3 separate regions of the Mus musculus genome follow, and all the other regions are linked to region 2. Evidence: chromatin loops called from intact Hi-C (ENCODE). Cell type or tissue: heart. All regions are shown on one strand.

Region 1 (2,500 bases), 630 kb after region 2:
GAATCTCCTTTCTCAGCTCTCTGCTGCATATTCCATTGACAAAAGTCTCTGTGAAGGAAAATGTTGAGAGAGTAGATAGAGTATTAGACCCAGAACATCTATTTTTACACAGACTATTAATAAATATCAAATAGTCATCATTCTCAGCTATAGAAAATGAGAATGCCTTATTCTCAAGAGGTTGGCCTGGCAGAAAATCTACTACCTGGTCAATACATAGTATGGTTCCACAGAAAGCAGGAAAAGTAAGTGGCACAGGAGAAAAACAAAACTCTATGCTCTCGTTCCAGTTCATCTGATTATAGGCAATATAATCTTACCAGTTCCTCATTTGAAAGTTACAAAGCCATAGTAATCATAGGGACATTTCAAAGCTTACATATGCTAATATATGAAAACCTCCTACTGCATTTTTATTTTTAAAAAACAAGCATTTATAGAATACCACATTTATTGATTTATTCACACATTCATTCATTTCAATATCTGAATGTTATCCATGAGCCAGATGTCCTTGGGAATGGGTATGAAGCAATGACCAAGTGTTAATGTTTATATTATTTTATTCTTAGAAAAAGCAAGTATAGTAAATATTTATGATTATTATTTCATAAGGGAAAGAGACCATAATAGCTTTGATTATTTGCATAATATGAGTTTTAAATAAGAAAATTCCATGTTGTGCTAGATCCTTCTCAAAGTGAGATAGTCCCAGGGCACTTTATGCTAGAGTCTTGGAGTCAACATTGAATTCTGCTTTGGACTGTTCAATTGTTAGATGTTTGCTAACTATAACCATTATTCACGAAGTCTTCCAGAATGTTGGCGGAGAGTATGGTTGACACATATCCTCTGGCTGTGACCCTCTTTCAAGTTCCTCACCTGAAAAGAGGTACCTGATCTGAGATCACCACTATAGGGAACAATTCCAAAAGAATGCTCTTCCCAAGGCTGCCATCAAGTGGTGATTGAGCAAACTCATTGAGAGGGTAAAAGATCTTGGCTATTTCAGCTCAGTTGGGGCAACTATGGAAAGAAACCCTTGTTCCTGAGTTCTCCACAAGGTTGCCCAAGGCCCTACAATCTACATTGCCCCTTTAGAGTTGTTTGTTTGTTTGTTTGTTTGTTTGTTTGTTTGTTTGCAGGGTGATAAGTATGAATCTATAAGGCCAAAAACACTGAATCTGAGAAGAGAAGTTGAGGAAAGGTCTTGAAGTTACTGGCAAAGGAAAAGACTTTCTGAACAGAACACTGATAGAACAAGCACTAAGATCAACAATTAATAAATAAGACCTCATGAAACAAAAAAGCTTGTGTATACTAAAAGACACTGCAATTCAGACAAAGTAGTAGTCTGCAGAATGGGGAAGATTATTATGAACTACACATTTGATAAAGAGCTAATATTCAAAATATATACAGAACACACACAAAAAAAACAAGATATCAAGAAAGCAAATAACCTAATTTTAAAATAGAGTATTGGGTTGCCTTTTTATGAGGGTTTGTGCCTAGTCTTATTGTAACTTGTTATGCCATCCATGTTCAGTTGATATCCCTGGGAGGCCTGCTTTTTTCTAAAGGGAAATGAAAGCTGAGTGGATCTAGAAAAAAGGGTAGGCAGGGTCAGAGGGGACTGACTGGAAGGAATGGAGAGAGGGGACACTGTAATCAGGATGTAATGTATGAGAGGAGGGTAATGAATTATATATATATATATATATATATTGTCTTAGTCAGGGTTTCTATTCCTGCACAAACATCATGACCAAGATGCAAGTTGGGGAGGAAAGGGTTTATTCGGCTTACACTTCCATGCTGCTGTTTATCACCAAAGGAAGTCAGGACTGGAACTCAAACAGGTCAGGAAGCAGGAGCTGATACAGAGGCCATGGAGGGATGTTCTTTACTGGCTTGCTTCACCTGGCTTGCTCAGCCTGCTCTCTTATAGAACCCAAGACTACCAGCCCAGAGATGGTCCCACCCACAAGGGGCCTTTCCCCCTTGATCACTAATTGAGAAAATGCCTTACAGTTGGATCTCATGGAGGCATTTCCTCAACTGAAGCTTCTTTCTCTATGATAACTCCAGCTGTGTCAAGTTGACACAAAACTAGCCAGTACATATATATATATATATATATATATATATATATATATATATATATATGTATATGTATATGTATATATATATTAGGTATAGATAGATAGATAGATAGATAGATAGATAGATAGATAGATAGATAGATAGATAGATAGTGCAGGTCTAAACAAAGAATTCTCCAAAGATGAAACCCAAATGGCTGAGAAGCTCTTAGAGAAATGTTAACATCCTTAGTCATCAGGCAAAGGCAAATCAAAACAACCCAGAGATTTCATCTTACACCAGTCAGAGTGGCCAAGATCAATAAAACAAATAATAACTCATGCTGGCAAGGATGTAGAGTAAGAGAAACAGATATTCATTGCTGGTAGGAGTGCAAACAAGTACAATCACTGTA
Region 2 (2,500 bases):
ACTATCCAGTTAACAAGAATAGTTTAGTCCATTAAATAACAGCAAGCAGGGCTGCAGCGGTGACTCCGTGGATAAGAGCATTCAGTGCTCTTTGTAGAAGAGTTTAGTTCCTAGTTCCCACACCAGGTGGCTCACAACTACCAGGAATACAGCTCTAGGAGCATTTGGCAACTCTGGCCTCCATAGGTACATATGCACAAACACATAATTAAAAAACATAAAATACACCCAAAATTATAGTAGCAGTCTTACAGACTAAGACTATCAGATCCTCCTAGCCTTCAAATCGTACACTTGTGTCATACTGTAAGGTATAAGGAAAGGAGAAAAATACTATATATATGGGGATGAGGAAGGACAAAATGCAGGTAATGGCAGGAGTTATGAAAGAGGATATAAAGCTCCTTTTCTTTCTAGGTTTAATCTGTCATGGATTTTTTGGGTGGTTAATAAGTGCATAAAATTAACTCAATATAAAAAATGTGTAAAATTCCACATGAAGCTACACAGCCTTGTTCCTAATGCCTGTTCCAACTGTAGAGAAGTTCACTGAGTTCTATAGCCTTTGGGTCTGGTTTACTTTGGTTTGTGATGTTTTTATTTATTTGGAAGTTTTTAAAAATAATAAGTTTTATAAAATTAAAAGAATAAATGCACTAGCTACATGCTAGTGCATGCTCACCTTATTTTAACTTTTGTACAATTTCTTTATGCTAAATACCTATTTTTTTTTCTTGGCAGTTACAAGTTTGGGTACATACCAGGCACAGCATATCTACCTACATATGGTACTAATGTGGAAACAAATGGAAATGTAATTGAGGAAAATACGTAATAAAAAAAAAAGATGAAAACTAAAAAAAAAAAAAAAAAAAAGAAGAAGCATTCAGTTAACACTATGGTACTTTGTATTTAATTGCCCTGTGCCTATTCATACTTTGACATCCTAAGTTCCAATATCTTAGAATGCCATTGTGTTTGAAGATAGGCCTTTTTCAGATGACTGGGTTAAAATGGGGTTATTAGGTTGGGCCTTAAGCCAATTTGATTGGAGTTCTAAGAAGAGATCAGCATGTGCAAAGATTGGGAATGTGTCAAAGCCATACAATGAACCGGCCTCTGTCCACCCTGGAAATCTCAGAGGCATCCACGCCTATTGGCACTCTGATCTTCTACTTTTAGCCTCTAGAACTGTTAAAGACATTATGGTTGCACCAGCAAACAAACACTTCTCCTCCTTTATAGAACTTGTGCTACACATTCCTGGCAGACCAGAGAAAAGAGAAGGCAGCTGAAAGTCACAGATTCTTGAAGCCCTGGGCAGCTTCTCCTTTCCTCCAGCTGTGCAGTCAAATTTCAAGCTGGATAAGCCAATTCAGCCAGTGCAGCAGCTGTGTAGGGGGCAGGGAGAGCATTACTGTTTGAAGCTGGCCTGCTATAGTATGCTGGTTATTAGCAGGCAGGTTCCTGGAGATGGCAGCATCGGCTAATGATTATTCTTTCAGGCAGCCTGACTGCCGTTTTTTGTTTCTTCCTGAACAATTTGCAGCAAAGAAGGGACACAGGATGCTCCAGGAAAGAAGAAAAAAAAAAAAGCAGGGACTCTTGCCAGGGCCATATGCTTCTAGCTAGAATGGGGAAAGCTTTAAAAGAGAACCACTTTCTCTTAGTTAATTGCAATCCCCTTGTTTCAACCTTTTGGCAAGAGAAGCCTTCCTGCAAGCCAGGCTGCCTGGGGTAGTTACATCATTGCATTGCTCAGTCTGGCTTGCAAATTCCTCCTTCTTGCTGCACTGTTGAAGTCAGTCTTGCCCCACCCCCATTCGTCTTCTTCCCTCTGTGACTCCACCTCAAATGACCAAGCATGACTATTTCTAGCTCTGGGTTAGTGCTCCCTTTGTCTACTCCACAGTCCATTTGGAACGGCCTCCTGCTCTTTGTCTCATCCATGTCTTTTACCTTCTTCCAGGATGAATTTTGTCCCCTGAAGGCTTTTTTTCATGGACTCTAAAATGCAGTAAGTTTGTTCCCTGCGTGATGCAGTATACCCTAGAGACACAGCAGAGCTCTACGCAAATTGCTGCTACAGAAGCACAGAAGAGAAGGGGCAGAAAGAAGTGAGTTCAGTGCAATCTGCATGCCTGTTGTGACACTGACTGCATGGCATCTAATCACATGCTGTTGGAGGAACATGTATGGAACCACTGACTCTTGGGCCATACTGCATGATAGTTACTGCTTTTCTAACTCTGCCCACTTTATCCCGTTCACTGCCCTCCCTCATCACTTGAACTTTATGTACAGTGTTGGCCTCTAAGTATTTTTGCAAGATGCTTGTGATGCTCCGAATTTCATAGACATTGAGCATACATTCATGGTGGGTGAATTTATATACAGTATAACACCTCAGCAAATTTATTCTCTCTTGCTCTCTCTCACTTTCTTGTTTTTGCTCTCTTCCCTTCTCCAATTTTTTTAAAAAGACAAATTCTTACTCCAC
Region 3 (2,500 bases), 410 kb after region 2:
ATTCTAAAACAATGGAAATCATTGATACATTTAAACAAACAAGACAATCATAGTAGAACTGTACCTTTCCAGAGCTTCCCAAATCGAGTGTTGCATCAGAATTACCAGGGTTGCTTGCTGAAAATTTCACTTCCAGAGCACTACCCCAGAACTTCTGAGTCAAAATTTCCAGGGATGTAGCCCAGATTTTTCCCAGGTGATTTCTGAACAGTCAGCCTGGTAATTGTTAATGTTTGAATTGGGGACCCATTTCTTTACTGATGGATACATTTGTGAAACGTTGGTTTTGTACATAGGACTTTGATTATTAGATGCACTTGGTCAAAGTACTAGGCATAAGGGCAATATTTGTAAGTAACTTGCAGTAAATCTCCTTGTTCAGGGAAAGAAAAGGAATTTATGTTCTCCATAGCATTTCCATAAAATACATACCTATGGTAAATGCAAACCCTTGACAACTTTAATAAAATACTACATGATTTTGTGCCTAGTGGTAGTAATGCCATATGGCTGCACTAAAAGTAACAAGGGAAAAATAACTATGAATGTTCAAGTTTCACTTAGTCTTACAACACAGGAAATGAGCCTCAAGATGATACTGAATGAAAGTAAAAAGTGTTAGTAAGATGTGATACTGAGCAGAAGGCTGAACCTGGATAATGTGGTCATTTTGAGGTTGCAGGAAAAGGAGAAGCACTAGCACAGGTAGACTAGATAGTCATTTATTGAGACTCATGCTTTAATGAGGATCAGATTATATAACATTTAGGATGATTTTTGTGAGTTCAAAATTTCATATTTGTTATTTGGACACATGTGTCTATCTTAAAGATAGAAGGCAAAATGAATAGATGTGGAGAGGACACATACAATGTTTAAGTATTTGTCTAATTTGTTTGTAAAAGTAAACAAAGGCAATTCTGAGTCAGGAGGGTTTTTGACACAAGATTCGTGGTATTTTAAGAGTGTCATTTTCATTTAAAGAAAGTGTAACACTTATAAAAGCATATCTTCATTTCTATGAAAACATCATTGTTGGCAAGTAAGGATCTAGCCGAGGAGTTTGCTTAGCAAAATGCTGAAATGCCAACCTGAGCCTTTTATTAGCGAAACTGATAATTTTTTTCCCAGTGGATCCTAACCTCTCATCCAAAAATTCCCAGTTCCCCTTCAGTTCCCACTCCTTCCTCAAGGCCCATTGCTCTGAACAGTCTAGAAACTAGAAATCTGTCTTAACTGCAGCATTTCAGGAAGGAAATATAATCCAATCAAGTATTTTGCGAATCTTAGTTCGAATGGATCTTTCCTACAGACTTGAACTATAGGGATCCATTTTTGGTCTACTCTAGATTATATTTCGTTGTTACATAGCAGAAAAGGTGACTATAGATAAACAATGTCCTAGGACAAATTCAAATTCACCCAGTAGTGGGAGAAGAGAGACAATGTAAGTAGTCGGAATAAGCAGATCTGGGTACAGACATTGAGAGAAAGTTAAGTTGATCAGTTTAAGTGTTTTCTTGCTGACTAATCATTTGCTTTTGTGGTGGGAAGGTGAAATGAAAAGAGCTAATTCCCACATGCTATCATGGCTTTGTGGGTGTTTTAGGAGCACAGACTTTCATTTGTAGGTTCTGTCCTGCCCTGACATTTGTCTCCCTGTCCCAGACAGAGGAAACCTGGGCCTGTGTCACACAACAGGACCCCAATTCCTGAAGCATTTCCCCGGATGATTTTGATTTCACCTACCTTAGAAGTGGAGATGCAACGGGCCTGGTGGTGAGGAGCAAAGAAGGTCCCACCATGAACCAAAGCTTAAAGGGCCTGGATTCTATCAGTGCCAACGGTCATGCACTCCTGAGGCCAGGAAGATTCTTGGTCATATCGTCACCATGCGTTTCTGAGGTTTCCAAGAGTCTGCATCAGGGCCAAAGTACCCTCAAGTCCTAAAGTTCCCCTTGGCTTTAAGGGCTTCAAGCAAGAAAAACAAATGCAGAAGATTTTCAGTGGCCAGTGGACCCTGCTCTGTTCATATCCGACTGTTCTGAGGAGTGGTAAGTCACAGGGTCTATATTGCAGCTATTTTTAGTGAAACCAAATTCCTTCCCCAAGTTCTCCTGCTTCCAATTTGTTCTAAGTGTAGGAGACCAGCTGTGGGCAGATCATCTTACTCGACCAAGGCTCTGTCAAGGCGAAGGCACCAAAGCGGCGAGGTGGAGCAAAGCTCACAGATTTTGGTGAGATGGCCCTGTCTCACTTTCTCACTCTCTCCAGAGGAGGAGAATCCTTTGGAAAGGAAAGTGTTGCTGTACTGGTAGTGGGCTTTCCCCTGCATTACGGCAGAAACGTGATACATAGGTGACTTCAGAGGGGGAAAATGGAGAAACTGGCAGCCCTTTCACTTTCTTTTCTAGCTCCCATAAACAACACAGGCACACAAGCGTTCAGCAGGTTCTGCAGATTAAACCCACACCTTGGTCAGACTTAAGACTGGCATCGC

Evidence for each region. Hi-C counts contacts between places; a loop is a spot of excess contacts. Peaks named below come from ENCODE experiments on the same cell type or tissue, not always from the same donor. Only the 100,000 strongest peaks of a DNase experiment are listed, where the experiment ranks them.
Region 1: it touches region 2 in a loop (8-fold over the local background); 3 of 42 quality-filtered maps call a loop at or near these places.
Region 3: it touches region 2 in a loop (2.7-fold over the local background); 2 of 42 quality-filtered maps call a loop at or near these places.

The regions. Positions count from the first base shown.
Region 1 is chrX:59,806,332-59,808,831 of GRCm38, forward strand. No RefSeq gene overlaps it. Among named protein-coding and RNA genes, the nearest start is that of F9, 190 kb to the right of the region's middle. In heart, a CTCF peak has its summit at 962 (motif pointing left); no DNase peak of the experiment used is centred here.
Region 2 is chrX:59,177,733-59,180,232 of GRCm38, forward strand. It overlaps Gm36570 (a long non-coding RNA gene), which reads left to right and starts at 1,560. Exons shown (of 2, transcript XR_386938.3): 1 at 1,560-2,117. It also overlaps a transcript of Fgf13 not described here. In heart, CTCF peaks have their summits at 128 and 1,472 (motif pointing right); no DNase peak of the experiment used is centred here; H3K27ac peaks cover 995 bases.
Region 3 is chrX:59,583,636-59,586,135 of GRCm38, forward strand. It overlaps a transcript of Fgf13 not described here. Among named protein-coding and RNA genes, the nearest start is that of Gm36631, 4.4 kb to the right of the region's middle. In heart, no CTCF peak of the experiment used is centred here; no DNase peak of the experiment used is centred here; H3K4me3 peaks cover 184 bases.